Linked DNA regions of Mus musculus: region 1 is linked to region 2. Evidence: chromatin loops called from intact Hi-C (ENCODE). Cell type or tissue: left cerebral cortex. All regions are shown on one strand. Each heading gives the region's core, and the rest is flanking DNA. Links, peaks and the distances in the headings are about the cores only.

The links. Hi-C counts contacts between places; a loop is a spot of excess contacts. Peaks named below come from ENCODE experiments on the same cell type or tissue, not always from the same donor. Only the 100,000 strongest peaks of a DNase experiment are listed, where the experiment ranks them.
Region 1: a loop joins it to region 2, with 4 times the contacts of the local background. A loop is called at or near these places in 11 of 42 quality-filtered maps.

What each region holds. Positions count from the first base shown.
Region 1 is chr6:90,532,018-90,544,145 of GRCm38, forward strand. No RefSeq gene overlaps it. Among named protein-coding and RNA genes, the nearest start is that of Aldh1l1, 13 kb to the right of the region's middle. In left cerebral cortex, for the core only: CTCF peaks have their summits at 1,705 and 6,139 (motif pointing left); DNase peaks (open chromatin) are centred at 1,702, 3,285 and 6,138; H3K27ac peaks cover 399 bases.
Region 2 is chr6:89,673,533-89,685,660 of GRCm38, forward strand. It overlaps Txnrd3 (thioredoxin reductase 3), which reads left to right. Exons shown (of 16, transcript NM_001178058.1): 15 at 529-663; 16 at 1,197-1,997. The coding sequence ends at 1,265. Among named protein-coding and RNA genes, the nearest start is that of Vmn1r40, 35 kb to the right of the region's middle. In left cerebral cortex, for the core only: CTCF peaks have their summits at 6,035 (motif pointing right) and 6,840 (motif pointing right); DNase peaks (open chromatin) are centred at 6,040 and 6,841.

The DNA.
Region 1 (12,128 bases), core at 1,347-9,346, 860 kb after region 2:
CCATTTATAAACCCTCTTAGTGCCGTCTCCATAATGGAAGCCAACACTGCCAGGACTTTGCCAGATTGTTGTCTGGTGCAAAATGAAGCCAGCCTTCCAGCCCCTAAATCTGGCTTTGTGTTTCACCTAAGCTGGAGAGAGGGCAGAGGTTTTTTTTCAGAATGATCTCTCATGGCCACAACCCAAGAATACCCTTCTCAGGAGACAGATCCTCTCCCTATATTAAGCATGCTCCAGCCTGGGTTCAGGGGTTACAGTTGAAAGATCTGCAAGAGAAAGACTCTCTTTCAGAATTGCTTGGGGGGGGGGCAGGGGGGCACCTCAGTGGACAAAGGTGCTTGTTGCCAAGTTTGATGACCTAAGTTCTATACCCAGGATCCACTCGGTGGAAAGAGAGAACTGATGCCCACAAACTGACCTCTGACCTCCTAATACCCCTCACATGGCATAGTTCCCACCCATACATATACTTCACTAAATTAGACATAGTTGTGAAATTTTCTCAGAGAAACACAAAGATGACAGAAGAATCAAAAGAATAGAGTAGCCGGGCGGTGGTGGCACACGCCTTTAATCCCAGCACTTGGGAGGCAGAGGCAGGTGGATCTCTGAGTTCGAGGCCAGCCTGGTCTACAAAGTGAGTTCCAGGACAGCCAAGACTATACAGAGAAACCCTGTCTCGAAAAACCAAAAAAAAAAAAAAAAAAAAAAAAAGAATAGAGTAGAGTAGGGCATGGTGGAACACACCTTTACTCCCAGCACTTGAGGGCAGAGGCAGGAGGATCTCTGTGAGTTCAAGACCAACCCGGTCTACACAGTGAGTTCCAGGACAGCCAAGGCTACCACTGTCAAGATGTCCAGAGAGAAAGAGAGAGAGACAATGGACTTTGAAGCTACAGGCATTGTCAGAGTGGTGGTTTGAATGAAAATGGCCCCCTCTAGCCACAGGGAGTGTCACTATTATGGGTGCGGCCTTATTGGAACAGGTGTGGCCTTGTTGAAGAAAGTGTATCGCTGGGCTTTGAAGTTTCAGAAACTCAAGCTAGACTGTGTCACGCTCTCTTCCTACTGAGCAGATCCAATTGTAGACCTCTCAGCTGCCTTTCCAGCACCATGTCTGCCTGCAGGCATCCATGGTTTCCTCCATGATGATAATGGACTAAACCTCTGAACCTGTAAGCCAGCCCCAATTAAATGTTTTGTTTTTATAAGAGTTGCCATGAAACCGGGCGTGGTGGCACATGCCTTTAATCCCAGCACTCGGGAGGCAGAGGCAGGCGAATTTCTGAGTTCGAGGCCAGCCTCGTCTACATAGTGAGTTCCAGGACAGCCAGGGCTATACAGAGAAACCCTGTTTCGAAAAAACAAAAACAAAAACAAAAACAAAAAAAAAGTTGCCGTGATCATGGTGTCTCTTCACAGTGATAGGAGCCCTAAGACATTACACAGTGTTAAACACGGCTCCATTCCCAGCTAAGTTTACATAGCATTTAACACCAAACACCACTCCTGTCAACCAATGCCTCAGGTCTGGCTTTCAGCAAAAAGTTTCAAAATATCCTAAAAGGAAAAGCCATAGTCTGCAGTATCAAGGAAAAAAAAGGGGGGGGGGGACCCAGGCAGGACATGATTCAGGTGACTGGACAGGGAGGCAGACCAGACTGAATATATTGCGATTCCTATGGAAGACAGCAGGCGGCAGTCAGGAGAAGGAGCAATGTGATGCAGATCTTAACTCTGAGCAAGAAGATAAAAATGTAAAGACATTAAATATGGATGTCCTCAGTGGGTAGAACACAGACTGGATGCGGTCAAAGGTCAACAACAGAAGCTCTGTAACTGAAGAGAAAAAAGAACACAGGTTAGATGAGCATATTTTAGCAGAGAATCAGAGAGAAAATCTAGAAGGACTCTGAAGAAACTACTTCACAAGGGTACCTTTGAATACCTTTAATTTTTCTGCCAGAGACAAAGTGAGCAAGGAGAGAGTAGGGGTAGGGGGCTGATGAGATGGCCAGATGGCTCAGTGGTTAATACCTGAATGGTTCTTTCAGAGGTCCCAGCAGTCATGTCTGGCCTCACACAACTGCCTGAAACTCTAGCACCAGGGAGATCTAATACCCCATTCTGGCCTCCACATTGTTCCACTGTGCTTGAGTGGTATATACTCATACAAATGCAGACAACATACACATAGTTAAAAAATAAACCTTTCAGTAAATAAAATAAATAAGAGAGTGGGTAAAAATTTAAAACACTTGAAAGCAAAGCCAGTGACTTGAACTGTACATAAAACAAAAATTTTTTTTAGAAGTAAAGGAGAAAGATTCTGTCCGATAAAAGCTGAGGAAATTCATTGCCAATAGACACATCCTGCTGGAAATGTTAACTGTGAGGGCCATAGAGATGGCTCAGAGGTTAGGAGTGGGTGTTGCTCTCTCAGAAGGCCTGGGTCTGGCTGCCAGCACCCACAGGGAGAGAGAGACAGAGACAGAGAGAGACAGAGAGACAGACAGAGACAGAGAGACACAGACAGACAGACAGACAGACAGACAGACAGACAGACAGACAGACAGAGAGACAGAGGCTCCGAGGATGGCTCTGAAGAGATGCATGTGCAGCACAGAGCTCGTGGGCTTAAGGGGATTGTCTTGTGGCATTAGTGGTAACAGCTAGGCAAGTGTCCCTGGGCACAGGAGGGGCAGATGTCTGGCTTACCTTTGCAATGAGTAAGTCAACAGACAGAGAGATCAGCACAGTGGCCACACCCAAAGAACATACATCCTCCACTCCAGCCTGTAGTCCTTGGGTGGCAGGATGAGCAGCAAGTGACTGGGAGCAGGGCCCTTTATGTTTGATGTCTCCACCCAGCCGTGACGGCAAATGTATGTGCAAGTCTCACACGTCACCGTCTTTTGAAACACGGTTTCTGGGTGGGAGATGGTGACACCTAGCCCCTCCTCTGCACCCTTGTGCTTATAAATGGTGATGATACTGTAGGATCCTTCCAGAACCACAGGACTACCCCTTCTGTCCCCTTTAGACATTGGACATGGACAGGAAGGCCCATTTCCTTGGAGACAGGTCTTTTGAGTCAAGACTGCGGGCATTTGGCTGCAAAGCAAAAGCTCTCTGCACCCTGGGGCTTGTGGTCCAGGGTCCAGGGAGGTAAGAGGCCATAGGCTCCTTGGCAACAGGCAGGGGTCCCCAGCAGGCCAAATGGCCACACAGGTGCCCCCCTCCTTATAGTCAGCCCATGTTTCCGGGCCTTTGTGTCCCCATCGGTGACAGGACAAAGCTCCTTGTTCTCTGCTTTCCTGGGAGAGTTGCCATGCCAGGACCATGGCCAGGGAGCAGGATGCCTCTGCCATACAAATTAGACCTGCAGCTTGTTTCTGCCAAGATCTGTGGGGCTGATGATCTCAGACCAGTGTGAGTATGTGTGTGTGTGTGTGTGTGTGTGTGTGTGTGTGTGTGTGTGTGTGTGTGTGTGGTGGCGGTGGGGGGGGGGCAGAGGGTTTGCTCTGCAGGGCCACAGAAATGGCAGAGGACAGCTGAGGAGGTGTGCTGTTGTCGTGGGGGCTGTTCCTTGCTGCAAACTCGAAGTCTGAGGAGGTGTGCTCAGCATGGTCCCTGTGAGGGATCAAGCAATACACTCACATGCTTCAAACCTCAAGATGAAAAAAAAAAAAAAGCTTTGAAAACTTTAGAGCCCCTACTACCTGGCCCTCCTGTGCCCCCAGAGGAGCTTGCACAGGCTTTTGTGATTCTGACACTATTACAGCAATACAAACCGGAATGAACGGGAACATGTATTCTACTCTCTGCTCTTTTCATGCAAGAAAGATCTGGAATTTTCACTGATTTCTTTTTAAGCATAGTAGCCTGTCCTGGAGGCCTAGAGAGCTATGCACAGCTGTGATACTTTGTGGTGAACTCTGGGCTTTTAAATGAAGACTTTGTGGGTAGGAATTCGAGGTGAACTTTTGTGGGTATGTCTGTTTTTTATGACCCCTTTCTCTCACCATAGCTGTGCCCTCAGCCTTGCCTCCTAGGGACTTGCCTGGGCTACAGGTAATGTGGTCCCCATTTTCTAGTTTTTTTCTTTAATGTATATGGGTGTTTGTTTGCCTGCATATATGTCTGTGTACCTTGTGGGTGCCAAGTACCTGTAGAAGCCAGAAGAAGGTCTTGGGTCCCCTAGGATTATAGTCACAGACAGTTGTGAGCTACCATGTGTGTCTTGGGAATCAAGCCCAGTCCACAGCAAAAGTGGCAAATGCTCCTAACCACTGAGCCACCTCTCCAGCCCTTCTTTGATATTTCCCAGTTGTGTACTTACATTGTGTGGTTTTGAATGGGAGTGGCCTCTCAACAGGCTCATGCGTTTGAATGCTTGGTCGCCAGTTAGTGGAACTATTAAAGTTTTAAAAACGCACACTATTCCCAGTTAGCACTGTCTGTCTGTCTGTCTGTCTGTCTGATGGTTGTGGTCTCAACATGTAAGCTCTCAGCTACTGCTCCAGCATCATTCCTGCCTACCTATTGCCATGTTTCCTGCCACAGTGGCCATGAACTTGCCCTCTGCCAACAAAGCCTTTCTTCCCTCAGTTGCCTTGGTACTGTGTCTTGTCACAACAATTTAAAAGTAACTAAGACAGCACCCCTTGATGGTACGTCTTTTTGACCCTCATAAGCCATGCGATCCTACATCCATAGAGAAGCTGCTGTGGCCAGCGACTGTTATCAATATTATGCACACATCTATGAAGAGCCCCACCTGGGCTGGGTCTTCACTGTCACAGAGGAAGCTAAACCCTAAGGGGCTGTCAGAGTTGTCACTGCTCTTCCCTCCAGCCATGACCTGCCAGCTTTATTAGGCCGGATGCTTTGGCTCTGCCTCTGGCATGAAGAAGACATGGACAGAGACCAGCTGTGCTGAGGGCCACAGAAATAAAAGCAGATGGAAACATTTGTTCAGAGTCTCTGAGATTTGGGGACATCAGTTACCATAGCACAGCAGTGTAAGCTGTGTGTGGAGCAATGAGCTGTGCAGAAGAAACTAGTGCCAGGCTAAGTATGGTCTCTGCCCCGCTGAGGACCAAGGAATAAATACTGCCTTAACAGGGGAGGTGGGAACCACAGGGTTAAGGCTACAAGGATGGAGAATCGTGTTCTCAATAGGCTAAAACTGTGAGATGCCAATCAGATCCCCCGATGGCATGGCCAGGTGTGTGGTTGGATGTATGATCCCACCACCAGAACAAGGTTTAAGGTGGACATAGACAATGTATGGAGCTCAGATGGAAGGTTAGGAGCCAGGCACTGGGGAGGGAGTAAGTATCCCACTCAGCCTCCAAACACAAGGACTGGAAGTCCACAGAAGTGCTCGGAGGGGAGACACTGCTGGAGGTATCCTGCGGTGATACATGGAAAGACTGTGTCCTCAGAGCCCAGGCTGCCCTCAAATTCACAATCCCCCTGCCTCTGCCCCCAAAGCTTCTGAGAAATCCAGGTGGTACCACTTGACCTAGGATGTTTTAAGCTACCCAAAGAGAAACTCCAGGTAACCAGGAGCTTGGAGACTCGGAGATCTGCATAAGCCTTGCTTCACAGCTGCCCCGAGAGAACACTGTAAGAACCTGGGAGTGGGCTGTGATGTGGATTGCAGTTCCCTTCTGTTTATGTCACATGGATTGTTTCCCAGGTTCAGCAATGAAGTGCACAAATTCAAAAACTCAGTAACCTGATTTAAAGGAGTCTTAATTACACCTATGGTACATAAAAATATGCAATAAAATGGAGGACTCCGGTATGAGATGCAAATTCTCACTTAGCTTGCCTACCATGCCTAAGGCAAATCTGATTCTCTCTCTCATCCTCTCTCTCTTTCCCTCTCTCTCACTCTCTCCCTCTCCCTTCTCCCTCTCTTCCCCCTCTCCTGCTTCCTCCCCCCATCTCTCCCTCCCCTCCCCTACCCCCCTCCTGCAACAGATAAGAAGTAGTGGGGTGCAGTGGAGTTAAGCAGCCAGGCACAGGTACAGAGAGGCACAGAGCACTGGATCAGAAGTCTCTGCTACCAAGGCAGGCCAGTAGCACGCAGAACCCGGCAGCGAGCCCCGGGCTCCCTCTAGTGGCCAGAACTGCCGAGTGTGCCCACTGTAGCTCACCTGACAGGGTGCTGTGCCTGAGGCAGGATGTCCCCTCCCATCTTTCTCCAACATCCTAGTAAGGCTTTGGCCATATCTGGAAATGCCTCTGGCCTTGCTGTGAGTGAACGAGTGAACAAAGGACTAATGTGCACAAGCAAGCCGACCAGAGCCTTAAAGAGCATTCTCAGTAGGTCATGATTTGATGGGAATTGTGAGTTTAGGGGACACTAGGGTTAGAATGGAAATTTTTTTGGCAATGAAATTATTTTAAAAACAAGACCTAGCCAAGGTTTTATGAAAGCCAAACACGTGTGGGCTTGACCTCTACCACACTGCAGTTTTGGTTCCAAATCACAGTAGTAAAGGCAACAGCATGACGAGTGCTGTGACTGTGTTAGCGACTCATCTGTTAAGGACAGCTAAGATGAACCGCCATGTCGTCTTCTCATCTTGCCTTTGTTTTTAGTGGGTGTGTAGCTACTGCACATATGCAACACCAGCATCTCCTCTGGTGCTGCCCCCTCTCCATGTTCCTCCAGTCCCTCCTACCTTGTTTCTTGGTCTTAGCCTTATTGACTTGCCTTGCCAAGGGATCAAGACAGAAGTGTCATTCTGAGGCCAGGATATAAGAGGTCATAGCTCCTGCCAGGGTCTCCCAACAGTGGCTCAATGAGGAGTTTTCTGAGGTTCCCAGTGATAGTAGCTCAGCCACTTTAAGGCCTCCAGTCAGTTCCAGTTAACTGGCGGCCCCAGCAGCCTTTGACTGCCACCATATAAGCAACCCACAGAAGAGCAAGTGTGCGCAGTTCTCCCTATGGGCTTTTACCACCATGTTTAAAAAGCAAGAGTAGATATCTAAAGAAACTGCACAAAGCCACAATCTACTAGCCAAGATCTGGTGTCCTCAGAGCAGAGATGTGTAGCCCTCCTTTAGAGAAGCAGCAGGCACGCTTAAGTCACAATAAGACCAAAGAACATTGATGGGGTACCAGTATATACAGGAGTTGCTTGTATGTCCTAGCAACCATTCTTTAAACCAAATGAGTATAGATTCATGATAACACAATTGTCCGGAAACAGCATCAACTCCTTGGGTACATCCAGTTCCTGGTACAGGCCTCCAGGGAAGCTGGGAGAGGTTCCGCAATGAGCTCACTGGTAGACCTTGTGTCCTGGGAGATTTCCAGCAAAGTTGACAATGTGGTTCTGCTTTTGAAGGACTGGACATGTTCTCCTTTGCCACCACAACCTCACTGCACACTGCACTTGATATAAAACAGAGGCAAAGGTGGCTGGTCTGGGGAATCTCTAAAGGAGACTCAAGTACGTGCCAATGGCAGCAACAGTGGAGAACCACGGCAATGCCAAGTGAGTGAGTTGCCCCAACTCTGTTCATGAGAACAGCTGACAGTGGGCAGCTCTGCCAAGCCTGTATGCTCTGAGTGCCCAGGCCACACGGGCTGATGACTTCCCAGGAGAACCTAGCAGCCCTGGGGTAGCACGGTCCTGACTGGCCTGGCAAGAGTTTCTAACCACCCCCTTCCTCTACAGAGGCTAGTAGATCATTGCATTCATGAGTGGCATTGGCCAAGGCAAAGGTACCTCAGCCTTTGGAAGGGAGACGCTATCTATAGGTCACACTTGTCTCTAGGGAAAACTTCCATGTGCTCACCATGTACAAATTCTAGTGAGACAAAAATTAAAGAAAGGATTTTTTTTTAGGATGGAGGAGACCTAGGCATGCATTTGTAGTGAGGGAGCCGGGGGGGGGGGGGGGGGGATGGGTATGTGTGAATTCCTGAGCAAGTGTGTGTTGCTGGCAAGGGCAGAGCCATATCAAGGACCCATTGCCTCAGACCCAGCAGAGTGGCAAAGCCTTCCCCAAGTGAGACTCTGCTCTGAGGGATCGAAAAGTCTCCCTCTGATCCAAGAATCAGGGTTTACAAATTATTGACCATCGGGTGCAAAGATGAGCAACAGCAGCTTCCTCCTTCAGGACTGCCACCTGAGACTGCTCCCCAGCAGAGACCTCCGTATGGAACTACCTAATGCTGCTTCACTGGGCCCCACCACAGCAAGCACGGCCCACCCCATCCCAGCTTTTCCGTACGTGTCTGCCCATTCTCAGTTCCTGCATTGTCCCAGTCAGCTTTTCAGGACCATGGCATGCAGGATGTACTGGTATGGGCTGAAGGGGAATAAGCAATGAATACAGGAGGCCCACTGCTTCCACAGTGGTGGCTTGTTTCAATGGTGGCTGAGTTCGATGGCTTTCTGCCACAGCGTGGTGATAGTGACAACAAGAGTGATCCCTTCAGGTGCCCACACTCACAGGGAACTAACTTCCTACACCAACTACCAGCTTTGTGCCTGGGAGCAGTGCTTCATGGGAGGGTGACTTCACTGGCTTGTGCCATCTGACCAGTAATGACATTCCATAAGCCCACAGCATGGGTTCCAGGGGGAACCTATAGATTCCCACACAGGGATATGTTCCCACAGCTACCCTTCCTGGAACTGCCTTAGGCACACAACAGAAGAGCCCAGGGACTTTGATACAACACAGTGGGTACACGCTAGTGGTTGCTCAACTTGGGCTACCAGAGCCTAGCCAGGGCTGGAAACCAGAGCCTGCTGCTCTCCTCTCCCTTCCTCCCTTCTCAGCTGAGCCCCAGCTTCCCAGGCCAGCAGGACCTACCAGGGGTAAGTTGCCCTGCCCTTACCTGACTGGATCCTGTCTGCCAGTCTTCAGGGTTGGGTACAAGTGGGAGCATTACAAGTTGCTGGGACCCAGGAGGTGTTTGGGGTCATGTACCTATCTGCAGAGTGACTGAGTCCATCTTCCTGCAGACAGGCCTTGGTGATGTGGAGACCAAGGTGAACTAACAAATGTCCCTTCCTGGGATCTGCCACTGGAGGGAGAATCCTGAATCAGGCAGCTCATAAACAGCCACAGGACACATGGGGACTCCCGTCCATGTGCCTCCATGGCTGCCTTTGTTCTCCCCGGAACTCCCTTTGCTGAGGAGAAGTAGAAGTCTGAAGAGCTGTCTGCCTGGCTTTTTTACTCAGGCCCTATATCCAGGTCCCCTCAGTCAGGAGAGGCCAGAACAAACTGAGTGACATAACCCAGGGATTCAATACCTCAGGGGCTTGTTTCCCTCCTGCTCTAAATCTCAGGTCCTGGCTCTCCAGGACAGTGCCCTTCCAAGCAACGGATCGCCCATTGCAATACTCTGTGACTCCACCGTCTGTCTGTGCATTGGAGAGAGGGAGTTAGAGAATTCTCAGCATTGGCCCTGACTTCTCAAATGCTTCAGCCCTGAAGGGATCTTCTCAGAGCCGCTGGCAGACTATGGAGAACAAAGAAGGGTTTCCAGGGAGATGTGGGAATGCAGTTGGGCACTTGGGGTTGCAAATGTCTCCCCCATCACTACCCCACATACAAAATAAATATGTTAATGCCTCATGGGACTCAAGAAAGAGACAGGGCATGCCTGTGGAGCTCTGGTGGTCAGGATAATACGGCACATAAAGGGCACTGAGTCACCAGCCCTGCAGCTCTGGGACAAGTCCAAGTAGAGATGGCTGACTGGACTGTCTAATAGGACCTCATTCTGACTATGGACGACATCTGTGTAGAGGCCTTTATCTAAGTAACAGCTTTCTGTGGGATCAGTCTCATGAGAAGCTGGCCAGTCCCTTTCAGCATCTCTCATCTCTGTAGAAGATGGAGTGGGCAGAAGGAGCCATCTCTACCTGTAGGGTAGGTTTGCTCATCTAATCAGAGATGGTGGGTGGGCCTGAACACAGACTAGTGAAGGAAAGGGTCATACACTCTGAGAGGAACAGTTAGGAAAGCCACCGTGAGGAAGGAGCTGAAGGGTGACTGGCACTCATAGAAAGAGCTCCACGGGAACAGTCATCCTCATGAATGACATGTAACTGAGAGGGAGTAACCGTGAGGCTTGTCACAGCATCCTGGAGAGAGAGCCTGGGACCTGGGAATATACTGAAAGGATAATGAAGCAGGAGGAGAAAGCACCCTGCCTCCATAGCAGTGGGCCCTGTGGCTGGCTCTTCATCCCATGGAACCTTCTTGGGAACCATTTGAAATGAGTCTATATGTCCAGGGCCTGGAAAGTCCTACCTGTTGGCTGCCTTGACTGTGGAGACCTTCCACTCTGCTGACTGACCCCTTGTTGGGACATCAGGCAAGCCCCTACACTGAGGCAGAGCCTTTGCACCTGCAGGGGCTGGAAGCTGACTAGTACAGTGTCCCTAAGCCAGACCACAGGGACAGCCACTGTGCAGGAAAGGTCTCCAGGAAAGCAAGGTGACTTTCCACAGGCCATTCCATCTCCTCCCCAACAGGCATGATTGGAACTGAGCAGTGCACAGGGCAAAACCCACAAGTGGCTACATATGTCACTGTCAGTTAAATAAGGCTTCTAGATCTTACCAGAATGGTCTGGAAGGAAAACTGAGATGGCTACAGGTCAGGGCCCTTCCTGGGAAGCAGAGGTTCTCCATGAATCTGCAGTGAAGTGCAACTCTCCCAGCCCTTCACCTGCCTGTGTGAGTGTGCGCGCTCACAGGCTGTGGTGGGGCATGGAGGTCAGAGGACAGCTTTTCTCCTTCCACCTCGTTTTGCGGTAGGGTACATCATCCAACATTGGTACTGTCACCCACTGCTTCCCCTGGAGTTTTGCTGTCCTACTTCAGCAGATGAGCCCAAACAAGATATTCTCTCTCTCTCTCTCTCTCTCTCTCTCTCTCTCTGTGTGTGTGTGTGTGTGTGTGTGTGTGTGTGTTCTTTAGAGAGGCCAGAGAAGCCATATGGTAGGATCACCCATCTTGTACTAACACGAAACACAGATAAAGGCAACCTACCATTCATCCACCTTTCCATCCACAGATCCATCCACCCACACACCCATCTGTGTAGTCCTCCTCCTCCTCCTCCTCCTCCTCCTCATTTCCTTCTGCCTTCCCCGATTCTATCTACCCATCCAACTATGGAGGCACTCATCTTTACATCCATTCTTACACTCACCCTCTATCCCTACCTCCCTTCTATCCATCCCTCCACATCTATATATGCATTTCTTCCTCCCTCCCTTTTTCTTTATTCCAGTTCTGATTATTTTATTTATCTATTTATTATTCATTCAGTCAACTTGACATAAGCTAGAGTCATCTGGGAATAGGGACATCAGTTGAAGAAATGTCTCCATCAGATTGGCCCAGTGTAGCCAGTGCTAACCTGGGCAAGTGATCTGGGATTGTATGAGAAACAGCTGAGTAAGTTACAGGGAACAAGCCAATAAGCAATGTGTTCCCCCTTGGCTTCTGCTTCAAGTCCCTGCCTTGGGTTCCCACTCTGATTTCCCTTTTGGACTGGGACTGGAACTCATAAGCCAAATAACCCCTGTCCTCCAACTTGCTTTCGATCAAGGTGTTTTATCAAAGCAATAGAAAGCAAGCTAGGCTACTTGTGCTATTTGGCTGTCTGCTCATTCATGTATCTGTCCATCTATAGATGTGTGTGTGTGTCCCCTTCTTTAAATGCCCCCATTTATTTATCCTTCCACCCACCCATATATCCTTTATCTCCTGCTCTCCTAGTTAAGGAGTTAGGAAGACTATTCCTGAAACTGTTTGTGGATACCTCTGCCAACAACAACCCATCCTTCCTAGAAACTGGAGAGACTGCAAATTCTTTCTTTTCTAACATCTAACTTCACCTTCTTAGTTGAGTCCTTTCCTGTGGCTTTTAAATTCATACATTCCCTCCTTAAGCCCATCCCCCTTCCCAGACACCCTTTGCTTACCTTCTTCTCCCAAGCTAGACCCTTCAAACTTGTTCAGCCTCTGCACTGGCTCTGCCCATCATTGGAACACAGTTCCCTCTCTGAAGTTCTAAAGGACCTACACCAGCCCTCAGGCTGCCACTTTGTCCCCAAGCCTGACATG
Region 2 (12,128 bases), core at 1,855-9,854:
ACCTGGCTCTGTCCCCTCTGTCCCTGCCTCTGTGTTCACGGTGGATCAGAATGGAGGCCAGGATCCAGCCACAGCCTGTGGCCCCCATGACCCTGACACCCACTGCGTGTTGCCTTGCTGACGGCCTCCACCAGCCATTCCTGAGCTCTACTGAGTGTCAGGAGCAGGCACCTGCTCACGGAGCCCACAAATCCTCCTCCTAAGATCACAGCCCCTGGGATCACACCAGTGTAGGGCCTTATTTCATATGTGCCATGTTTGTGTGGCCCTGTCTCAGTGGAATTCAGAAGTCACACCCACCCATGAGCTCCATCACCGGTAGGTAGGCAAATTGAGTGTGCTAGTAAATTTGAGTGTGAGTTCTTACCACACATTTACCGAGTCCTTTGACAGATCCTTTGAGAGGCTGTTCACTGCTCAGTTCCTTTCCTGTGGGTGATCTTATATATTTTAGCTGTGAATGACAGGGAGTAGACTTTCATTCTGATCTTTAGCTTATGGGAATTCTGTGTTCTGTCTCTATTAAAGGAACGTGTGGTGGGATTTCACCTTCTGGGGCCAAATGCTGGTGAAATCACGCAGGGATTTGCAGCTGCAATGAAATGTGGGCTCACGAAGCAGCTACTGGATGATACCATTGGAATCCACCCCACCTGTGGTGAGGTAAGGAACAGGAGGGTATGTCTGTGTGTATCCATGTGTCTCTCTCTCTGTGTGTGTGTGTGTGTGTGTGTGTATATGTGTGCGCGTGCACGTGCAGGCCGAGGGCACAGCCTTGCGTGTCATTCCTTAGGTACTGTCTACCTCTTTTGGAGACAGGGTGTCACACTGACCTGAAGCTTGCCGATAGCCTAAGCTTGCTGGCCAGCAAGTCCCAGGATGTACCTATCTCCGTCTCCATGACATGGAGATTTTATAAGCATGTACCTGCACATTCAACATGGCTTTCAGGGCTTGAACTTGGGTCCTCACATTGCCAGCTCTTTACCCAGTTAGAGTCTCCCCAGCCCACAGTGAGGTACAACGGCTTTAACTAGCCTAGCTTCAAAACAATTTTGAAATGCAACATCAGAGATTTTTGATTCTAGTATGTTCTATATTAGCAACCTAACTCAATGTGTTCTCTCAGTGCAGCTGGAGCACGTCCTTGTTAAAGCAGCAGTAACGTTGCCATCTCTTGTTTTCTTTGCAAACAGGTATTCACAACATTGGAAATCACAAAGTCCTCAGGGCTGGACATTACTCAGAAAGGCTGCTGAGGCTAGCCCTGCTGCTGTTGGGTTTCCCTGTCACACTCTCACTCTGTGCCCATGACATCTGCTTGGGCACTGGGGACCAGTGCCGGACTTTCTCCTGGCATAGAGACGAGAAGGCGGCAGAGGACCAGCAGCAGCAGCAGCATCTGGAGTCTCAGCTGACGGCATGCAGCAGCCAGGCTGCTTCCTTGACACCTTGGCTCGGAACCTGCAGAGGTGAGCCAAGGCCGACTTCTGCACGTCAGCCTCGACTTCACCCCACGAGGCCTTAGATGGCACAGTGAGCCCACCTCCCTTTCCCAGTTGCTAGTGCTTTGACCCCTCACTTTGTTTCCATGAAGAGATTATCTTTCAGTTGTGGACTTGACTGTAAAGAGGCTTGTTGCCCAGAGTGTAGCACTTATGGATCTGTGGTGTTTGGGGAGCCAGGTTAGAGCAATTGGCTGCACTGGCCTCCCACTAATATAACCTGCTGTCAGAAGCCTGACTCAAGCCTCACTCCTTGCATAGCTCCTGAGGGGAGAACCGTGGAGCCATTCTCCTCCCAGCCTCTAGTCTAACGGAGCATCACAAAGAAGAGAAAAAAAATGTCCTTGTATTGCTATTGGTTTTCCATGTTTATCTTAAGGGTACTATTAAAAAAGATTTTACTACAATTTGTGTGATCTAATTCGTTAAACATGATTTGTTAAGTCATGATCCATTGAAAACTATTACACTAAAATTAAAAAAAAATGCCTGTATTTTTTTTTTTTTCTGAAGCAGAGTCTTACTTGGTGTTAAAATAAGGCTCTCCTGGAACTCAAAATCCTCCTGCCTCAGCCTCCTAAAGGCTGGGATTGCAGGCATGCACCACCATAGCAGTGGCCCTTCTTCTTTATACATCCGTTATCTTGGGTAGTCTGAGCTGACTGGCACCACATGTGATAGGGAAATCATACTTCACAACTGATGTCTAACCAGTTCTCCAAGCACTGCCTGAACTATCAACCAAATGACAGGCCTGACCAGGTAAGAAGATGTGTAGAGGTCAAAGGAAAGAGGTCTGTTTCTAGTTAGTGTGACTAGACATAGGCTAGATGGAGAGAGAAAAGAGGGGCAGACGTGTGTATGTGGGGGAGGGGGAGGGGGAGGGAGCAGGGTCTGTGTAGAGGGGTCTGACTGTCCTGACTCATGACGCCTGTACCCCAGTGCCAGGGACAGACTGCACTCAGGTGTCATTGTATCTAGAATGGCCCACGTAGGAATTAGCTTCTGGGACTGCTGGCTGTTCTCTCACGTATTGGAAGCACTGCTGCGGGATGCTGTGGGTATCAGGTCACTTGGACCCAAGGCCACCAGGATCCCTTACCTGTGATCACTTCTGTCCAATTCAAAGGTGGTGCATGGCTGCTACCCTTTGGGAATGGTGAGTTCAGAATGCTTACCAAATGTGTTCTCAGGAAGGGATTTAATCCTGGAACACACAGTGGTGCTTTTGCAGTTGCTGGCTAGGTGTTGTACACTTCTGTCTGGTCACTGCAGTGTCAGAGAGGCCATGCAGCCAGTTGTGTGAAGAGTAAGCATATTGGATGCACCCCCTCGAGGCAAACACTGACTAGTGCATAGCTGGTCGTCTTTTTTATTGACTTTATGTATGTGAGTATTTTGTTCATGTATGTCTGTGCACCATATGCATGTCTGGTACCTGTAGAGGCCAGAAGAGGGCACTGGATCTCTTGTGGCTGGAGTTAAACAGTTGTGAGCCACAATGGGGTACTGGGAACAGAACTCTGGTCCTCTGGAAGAGCAGCCAATGTTCTTAACCACTGAACCATCTCCTTATCTCCCAAACTGTATTCTTAGAGCATACAGAGCTTCTGGGACTCACGCTTTCCTGTTTAACATCTAGGGAATTAAGCAATTGCCCATTTATAGAGTAAGTGAGAAAAACAACCAACCAGTTCATCTTGGTGTGAGCTCATTCAGATTTCCATCTGGCTTTCCCGGGTGGGGACCTAGTCCTTGGCTTTCATCGGTCTGTGGAGGTCTATGTTTATCTTCATTTCTGAAGGACATTTGCTGAATAGGGGAATCCAGCTTGACTTGTGTTTCCTATCAGCACTGTAAAGGTTAAGTTCCGGGTCGTCTTGTCCTTTATCATTGTGAATGCATCATGCCACTTTGTTGAGTTCCTTCTATGTGCCTTTTCGCATCACTACATAGCTATACTTAAGACATCAGCTGGAGCTCCCCCTTGCTCAGAAAGGAAGGGCCTTGTCCCAGGGCTTCCAGTGGCTACCTGAATCCACAGATGGGACCAGACCTCATCCTGTGCACACACAGAGGGCCTTTCTCATCCCAAGCAGGCTTCTGTCTTATCACATCTGCTCTGTGGTTGGTATGAGAGCACTGCGCCTTCTTCACAGCTCTGTGGGTAGAGGATTCATTCTTTCAGGTCACCACAGCCAACCTGGCACTCAGCACTTTTCTTTCCTTATTAGTAATGATCTCTCTGGAGGAAGCTGCTCTGGGCAAGTGACTCTCCAGGGCCACTGCAGTAGTAAGCCAGGTGCAACTAAGAACAAGCAGCCAATCTGATTAGTGGGAAGGAGGAATCTACTGTGGATACTCAGCATGAAGGAAGGTTCCATATCCCTGGATGGGGGAGGGGGAGAGGGACCATGGGGTGGGGTGGGAGTCTGCTCAGATGAACTGTATATCTCTGGTCTTCTATTTAATGTTTTCAGACTGCAGTTGGTGGGCAACTGAAACCTGGGCAAGCAGGGCGTCACACGGGGACTTATGGTGGATGTTTCTTCATTCTTAGCCTTTCTGGGCTTTACTGAGCTTCTAGGATCCATGACTTGATGTCTTAATGGGAAAATTCTCAGTCATATCTTCCTCAAATATGTTATATATTTTCTGCTTGTAGACTAACAGTGTGGATGCACTGGAATTAATTTTGTGTACCTCAGATTCCTCTTGTTCCCACCTTGACTTGGCCCCAGGGACCCCCCCCCCAATTGTATCCTGTCCCATCCCATCTGCTGCTAAAGGCCTTGCACAGATTTCCCTGGTGTTGCATTGTATGTGTAGATTGGGTTTTCGCTGGTAGAACTGCCATGGCTCTTATATTTTATCTTTCTCTTCAGATTCCCCATATATTTTCATATAGCATCCACCTTTCAGGCCATATGGCATGTTTAAAGTCCTCTGTTTCTCAGAGCTTGGTCGTTCCTGTCTGGCTTTTACTGAATGTTATTCAGTAAACCATGTGGTTGCTGGGAATTGAACTCGGAACCTATAGAAGAGTAGTCAGTGCTCTTAATCATTGAACCATCTCTCCATCCCCTGTGTCCCTTTCTAAGGAGTAATCAGAGGCCACCCTGGTGACCATTTCAGGACCCAAGCTATCTCATCTAGTAAAGGAACATGGGATTTGTATTTTTTTAATAATAGAAGAAAAATTAGGTCATACTAATCTCTATTTAAATTTTAATTGTGTTCATTATACATTCTAATTGCATTTGTTTATTTGTTTTTGTTCACTTATCGTGGAAATGACTTATATCTTCCCACTATGTGGATTCTGGAGATTGAGCTCTGTTCCAGCCACATCCTCTGCTCTCCTTCTGTTTAGTGCCCACCAGGGTCTCCTTGGTATTGGAACTGTTTGTGATAAACGATGAAAGTCAGGAAGGCATCTATATTAAAGGACGAGGGGCAAGGGGTGGCTCTGGCCTGTGTTCTGCCAGCAACAAAGCAGGGCCTCCTACTGTTCCAGTTGACATCTGAAAATAACGAGGGCCCTGATGGCTAAGGAGTCAGTTATGTCTGGGCCTTACTCAGTTGCTGAGGCCATGGGCTGAATCTGCCTCCGTCTCCCTGTTCTCAAGGCCTTGTGTGGGTTGGTTCTCCCTCTGCCAGAGAAGCTCTGCCAGGAGCAGGGTGCATGAGTTACGAATTAGTGCCCGTGTCTAGCTTGCCCTGTCATTGTCCACTTCCACCCCCATAGGCTTGGAGGAAACTGGCTCTCACCACAGGCCCCTGGAGAAAGAGAGCCAGGGTGGAACCAGGATCTGTAAGGGCCTCACTGGGCCCTTACCCACAGAGATATGTCATCCTATGTGGTGTGAAAGCCATGCATTCAGGACTGTCACATGAGGTGAACATTGGCTAACACATCATTTCAATGTACTTAATTTGAAGGGTGTCAGGCCAACCTAGATGTTTTTAAAGATGGACAGCTGTCATAGTGAATCAGTTTCTCCCAGCTTCCAGCCACACAGTCTGGCTGGATTTGACGCTTATCAATGCGTGTGAGTTTCCTCTTTAACACACCCACAGGCTCCAGATTAGACTTTTAACGTCCCAAGATGTCCCAGGCAACCCCCCTTCCCCTAATGAAGCCTTGGGCTTGGTGGGATGGAAGTGATAATTACCCAAGGTTATCTAGGCAGAACCCAACTCAGCCAGAAGAAGACTATAAAGCTAAAAACTGGGCAGAATGAAGGGAGTTACGTTCTGCATGCTCATGTAGGGTGCAGCCCCATTGGATGTCACTGGTTAGACGCTCCTTACCTCTGTTCCAGGAGAGAAGCAAGAGCAAGCCTGCCTAAGCAGACCACCACCCCAGCACAGATGAGCCCGGGAAAGTTCAGGTTCTGTGACTTCTAGGCTGCCTCATCCTCTCATGGTCACCATTTCAAAGGGTCCAGCATCCCTAAATGAGGTCTAGACTTCGCAGGAGCCTGAAGACCTGAGCCTGCTGGCTCCTCCTGCGGATTCCCCTTTGTACCACACGGTGGCACCAGAGAGCAGCGTATATTCTGTAGGGCCAAGGAAGAAACCCAAGGGCCTGCAAAGGACATGGGGAATGCAGCTTCTAGAAGAGACACCATCAATCTCGATGACATTTTACAACCCCTAGTCTCTGCCCATTTCCTCCTCAGGGAGGCCTATCGTCACTCTGCCTCGCCTCCTGTGCTTTCCCTGACATTGTCTGTGGTGAAGTGTGTCTCTCCTTCATCCATTCCTTTACCCAGGTCAGGGCTCCTAGCAGCTCTGGGTACTTTTCAGAAAAAACAAACAAACAAACAAACAAACAAACAAACACACACACACACACACACAAACCAACCCAAAACCTTCCCCTGTAATCTGTGTTTTCCTAAAATCACATACACAACCAAATACGAGCGGGAAACTACAACAACCTATTTAGGGGACCTGGCAAAAGAAGAGCATTGGACACGAATTTCTAGATCAATGATAGCACCACAAGGCAGCTGTGGATCCCACAGCCTTACTTTTCAGCTGCACAGGCAGCCTTCAACTCACAATGGAAGCGTGACAGCATCTTAGCCTTCACAGCGACTTAAGAAGGTTACAACCACAGAATTCCAGTGAACAGGAAAAGAGAGGCGAATCACTTTGCCAAGACCACAGAAATAATCAATAGCGGAGTCCGAATTTGAGGCCCTAGAGCCTGGTTCACTGAGCCCATGGGAGTTTGGGGGGTGTGGTCAGCTGCTGCAGACTCCTCACCTTTTATTCACAAGGGTTATTGCTGCGCCAGGACTGAGGTGGCCGTCCCTCCTTGCTCCAGCAGGTGGCGACAAAGCACCGACTCAAATGTGCTCCTGACCTGGTAGTAAACTTGGTTTGGCTGAAAACATAACCTGCACTTGGTCATGGGAGATGTCTTTCTTGGACTCAAATAAAAGTTGCAAATGGGAGAGTGACTGGGCTAGCAACGAATCTGCCAACATTATGTCTGCAGCCAGTCCCAAGAATAGCTGATCTCATGTGGTTTGGGATCTTAGGGTGGACCAGATTCAATTTCCTCCTGAGAACTCTAGGCCTGGAAGTTACTAGCAGCAGAGCACACTCAACAAGTTCACACACGCACTTATAGAAAGAACTTGACGATAGCAGTGATTTTTAACAGCTCAAAGTCCTGTACCATGGGTGGAAAGGGCTTGTGTGCAGACACACACACACACACACACACACACACGACTTTCATTAGCACCGGTTTTATAATATTCCTAGACTTTAGTATTTTGTTTTTATTTTCACTTTTATCATGGAATTTAAACTTTCCTCTTTATTCTTTCCCGACTCTGGGTCACTTTGCCTGGGTCCACTCTTAACCCTGGGTCACTTTGCCTGGGTCCACTCTTAACCCTGGGTCACTTTGCCTGGGTCCACCCGTCTCTTCTTTTTCCTCTATGTGCAGTGCAGGGCAGCACTGCACTCCACTCTCACTAGGCTCCCCTGTCCTGCAGCAGATTCTCAGCTTTTCCTTACCTTTAAATATCCTGACAGCAGTGGCTAGTGCTGGGGTGATGTGTGTGTGTGTGTGTGTGTGTGTGCATTTGTGTATCTAGACTGTTGCCGTCATTTTCAACCCCAATAAGCCCATATAGAAAACACACAATTCAGTTATATTTATAAGCTATAAGCCTACATTAGGCAGATCTAACACGACACTAACTTATTCTCCAGCTATGAGACCCTTTGCACCTACTTGTATTTTTTTTTGGGGGGGGGGTTGGTTTTTTCGAGACAGTGTTTCTCTGTATAGCCCTGGCTGACCTGCAACTCACTCTGTAGATCAGGCTGGCCTCGAACTCAGAAATCCGCCTGCCTCTGCCTCCCAAGTGCTGGGATTAAAGGCGTGCGCCACCACACCCGGCTATGAGACCCTTTGCTACTTGCAGTTCTCCTGGCCAGGTGGCTCTGCTCCATCTTGGCTTCCCCCTCTTTGTCCTCTCTCCTTCCTTGTCCTCCTCCTCCTTCTACCTGCCCCAAGACCCCCTGTCCCAGCTTTCCTTCCACTGCCCAATCATAGCCTCTAGCCTTTATTTGACCAGTTAAAATGGGGAAAAGGTTCACCTAAGATCACTTGAGTACATGATCAGCTGCTTGTCAGGGAGCAGCCTCTCTTGAGGAAGCAGAATTAACATCAGAATACAAACAGCATCAGGGCTACTCACAACGTATTCCCCCCTTTTGTCCAATAAAAATGCTGTTTTCTCTCAGATATAAATTGAACATAACCCTAACAATTTTGTAAATTATAAAATATGACATACACTTAACATCCAGCCCTTCATATTTGTCAATTTAGATAAAGTACTCTATCATCTCTCCTAACTTAAGATGTTTATAGTTCTGTGCCTCAATTATGTTGATTTTAACTTGTATTCCCATCTGAAATCTATCCTTACAAATCTAGATTATCTTCCTTAGTGCTAAACCACTTAAGTTTGATATAAGACTATAACTAGTCTTCCATCCCATCAGAGATCTGAGAAGAAATTAAATATTACCTGAAGATGTAGGAGGCGCAAAGGTACAACTTCCAAAACTACACAGTTTGTGGTGACAGGTGACTTCCTGGACAGTCCCCTAATTTCTTACAACGTTGGAGCATCTATCTTCAGCCATCTGGCACAGAAACATCTGACAGACCTTTAATGAAACAGGAATTATGAAGAACTAGCTTACCCTGTCTTGGCAGAACTAGGCAGTTGACTATGCCACATCTGTTTGTCCTGTTTTGGACAGTATTTTTGTCTGCAGATGAATTAGGGCAATTCTTGCCCAGGGCTACCTTGCCAAGATGGAAACAACTCAGCCTGGAGGCAATGATGCTCAATATCTTCCTTGAAGTGGGATGGGGACACTCTCAGGATCACACCTGTCTCATAGTCAAATGATCTTCAGTGATGAAATAATATTAAGTTCTATATTCTGTGGATCTCTGAAACTTCTGAAGACTATCTAAATGTAATTGTCAAACATTCATTATGCTTAGCTATTCACTATTTGAATACTATTTGAAAACACTTGTTGTAGTTAATTAGAATCTAATATGACCATAAGTTTCACTATCTAACTATTAACTTACATTACTTAGTCATTGTCTTAGTCAGGGTTTCTATTCCTGCACAAACATCATGACCAAGAAGCAAGTTGGGTTTTATTCAGCTTACACTTCCATACTGCTGTCCATCACCGAGGAAGTCAGGACTGGAACTCAAGCAGGTCAGAAAGCAGGAGCTGATGCAGAGGCCATGGGGGGATGTTTTTTACTGGCTTGCCTCCCCTGGCTTGCTCAGCCTGCTCTCTTATAGAACCAAGACTACCAGCCCAGAGATGGCACCACCCACAAGGGGACCTCCCCTCTTGATCACTAATTGAGAACATGCCTTACAGCTGGATCTCGTGGAGGCATTTCCTCAACTGAAGCTCCTTTCTCTGTGATAACTCCAGCCTGTGTCAAGTTGACACAAAATTAGCCAGTACAGTCATCCTAAACAGTTTGTAATAGCAGCTATTAAAGAGACTGAGTCTAAGCCTTTGCATTCTTTTTATTTTTTTTTAAAGATTTCTTTATTTATTGTATGTAAGTACACTGTAGCTGTCTTCAGACACTCCAGAAGAGGGTGTCACATCTCATTACAGATGGTTGTGAGAAACCATGTGGTTGCTGGGATTTGAACTCAGGACCTATGGAAGAGCAGTCAGTGCTCTTAACTGATGAGCCACTTCTGCAGCTCCCAGCCTTTGTATTCTTATATGAGTTGCATAGGCATAATGCCTATCTACGAGCAATAATATTAATTTAAAATTTTGTATTAATATACAAAATTTTATACCAATGAAAACCTTAAACCAGTATTAATACATACAAATTCTTTACCAATGTAAGAAATTAAAACTTCCAATTTGCATCAAGTATAAAAGTTTCTACCAATGTAAGATTATGGCTATACAATGCTTTGTTTAGGAGTAAATTTAATATCCTATCTCTATTTCTCTAATTTCTATAATATTATTATATCCCCCACTTTCCTTTACAACTCCCTCTCCTTTATCTAAGAAGGAAGCACAGAGAAGAGGAAAGGTAGAAATCCCTGAATCTAAGTTCTCTTGTTTCCTCTTCCTGTCCAAAGTTACAACATTTGCACAATATCCCTCAAAATGACAACATATCTATAATTTATAAAATAGCCAGAACCATCCACTCCAACCTAAGGGATTATAAAAAAGCTCTTCTCCCAGATACAAATTGAACAAAACCATAACTATTAAGCAAACTACACAGTATGAGGTACAAATGACATCTAGTCCATCAATTTGTCAATTTAGATAAAGTAGTCTACCATATTTCCTAAATGAAAGAATTGACTCTATCATTGGATTATGTTTAGAATTTTAGCCTGTAATATCACTAGAAACCTATGTTATCTACTATATAAACTTTCTCTATCTTATGCAACTTGAGTTTGATTATGAGACTAAAACTAGTCTTTATCCCTATCAGAAATCCGAGAGTGACTAAATATTAACTGAAAATATAGGAAGCACAAGGCATAGCTTATGAAACTTGACCAATTTATAAAGATGGTTGATTACCTGGACAGTCCTCCATTTTTCAGAATCCAAGAGCTTCTGTCTTAGGCCTTCTGGTCAAGGATCATCTATCTGACATACTTATTATGCAAAAAGTTGAAGGGCCACTGATCCTGTCTCAGCAAAGCTAATAGTCAACTATACGGCAAAAATTGTCCTTCTCTGGACAGTATTGTCTGTAGATGACCTGTGTCAGCTAGGTGGCAGCCTTGCCACAATAATCAAGCCCAACTGGAGGTAATGATGCTCAATATCTTTTTTGAATTGTGATGGGGGGAGGTACTGTCAGGAGCAGACATGTCTCATAGTCAAATGATTTTTTAATAATGAAATGGCTTTAACTGTTTTATGATTGGTTATTATTAAAATTGGCTCATAAAAAGACACCTGTCTTTCACATGCTCAAACAAGGAGCAGAATTTCATCCTTAACTAGTGTGCACCCTACACAGAATAACACAATCCATACAGATATTTTAATGGTACTTGTCTTAGGGTTTTACTGCTGTGAACAGGCACCATGACCAAAGCATCTCTTATAAGGACAACATTTAATTGGGGATGGTTTATAGGTTCAGAGAATATCTTTTATCATCATCAAGACAGGAACATGACAGCATCCAGGCAGGCATGGTGGAGGAGGAGCTCAGAGTTCTACAGCTTCATCTGAAGGCTGCTAGCAGAATGCTGACTCCCAGGCAGCCAGGACAAGGATATTAAATCCCACACGAACAAAGCCACACCTACTCCAAAAAAGCCACGCCTCCCAACAGTGCCATACCCTGGGCTGAGCATATACAAACCATCACAGTACTTAAATTCTCTTTTGAGATTTGTATATTACAGAGTGTACAGCTTTGGTCAGATTCGTCCTCAGACATGCTGAATTGACGTGTTTGGACTCCTGGTGTCATGGATTCCATGATACCAGGAGTCAAAATCATCTTGCCTCATTCAACCTTTCAGACAGATCCAGTCAGAACTTCAGTCAAGCCCTGAGCTTTCTAGGCATCAGAGACTGAATAACAGTTGCTAGCTTGACTTTCTTAAGGCCTAACCAAATCTAATTTTCCTACCCTTCCCCTCCCCTTTAAAGATATTTCAGCTTCCAAACGCTGACACCATTGCATACACTAGCAAGATTTTGCTGAAAGGACCCAGATATAGCTGTCTCTTGTGAGACTATGCCGGGGCCTAGCAAACACAGAAGTGGGTGATCACAGTCAGCTATTGGATGGGTCACACGGCCCCCAATGGAGGAGCTAGAGAAAGTACCCAAGGAGCTAAAGGGAACTGCAACCCTATAGGTAGAACAACATTATGAACTAACCAGTACCCCGGAGCTCTTGACTCTAGCTGCATATGTATCAAAAGATGGCCTAGTCGGCCATCACTGCAAAGAGAGGCCCATTGGACTTGCAAACTTTATATGCCCCAGTACAGGGGAACCCCAGGGCCAAAAAGG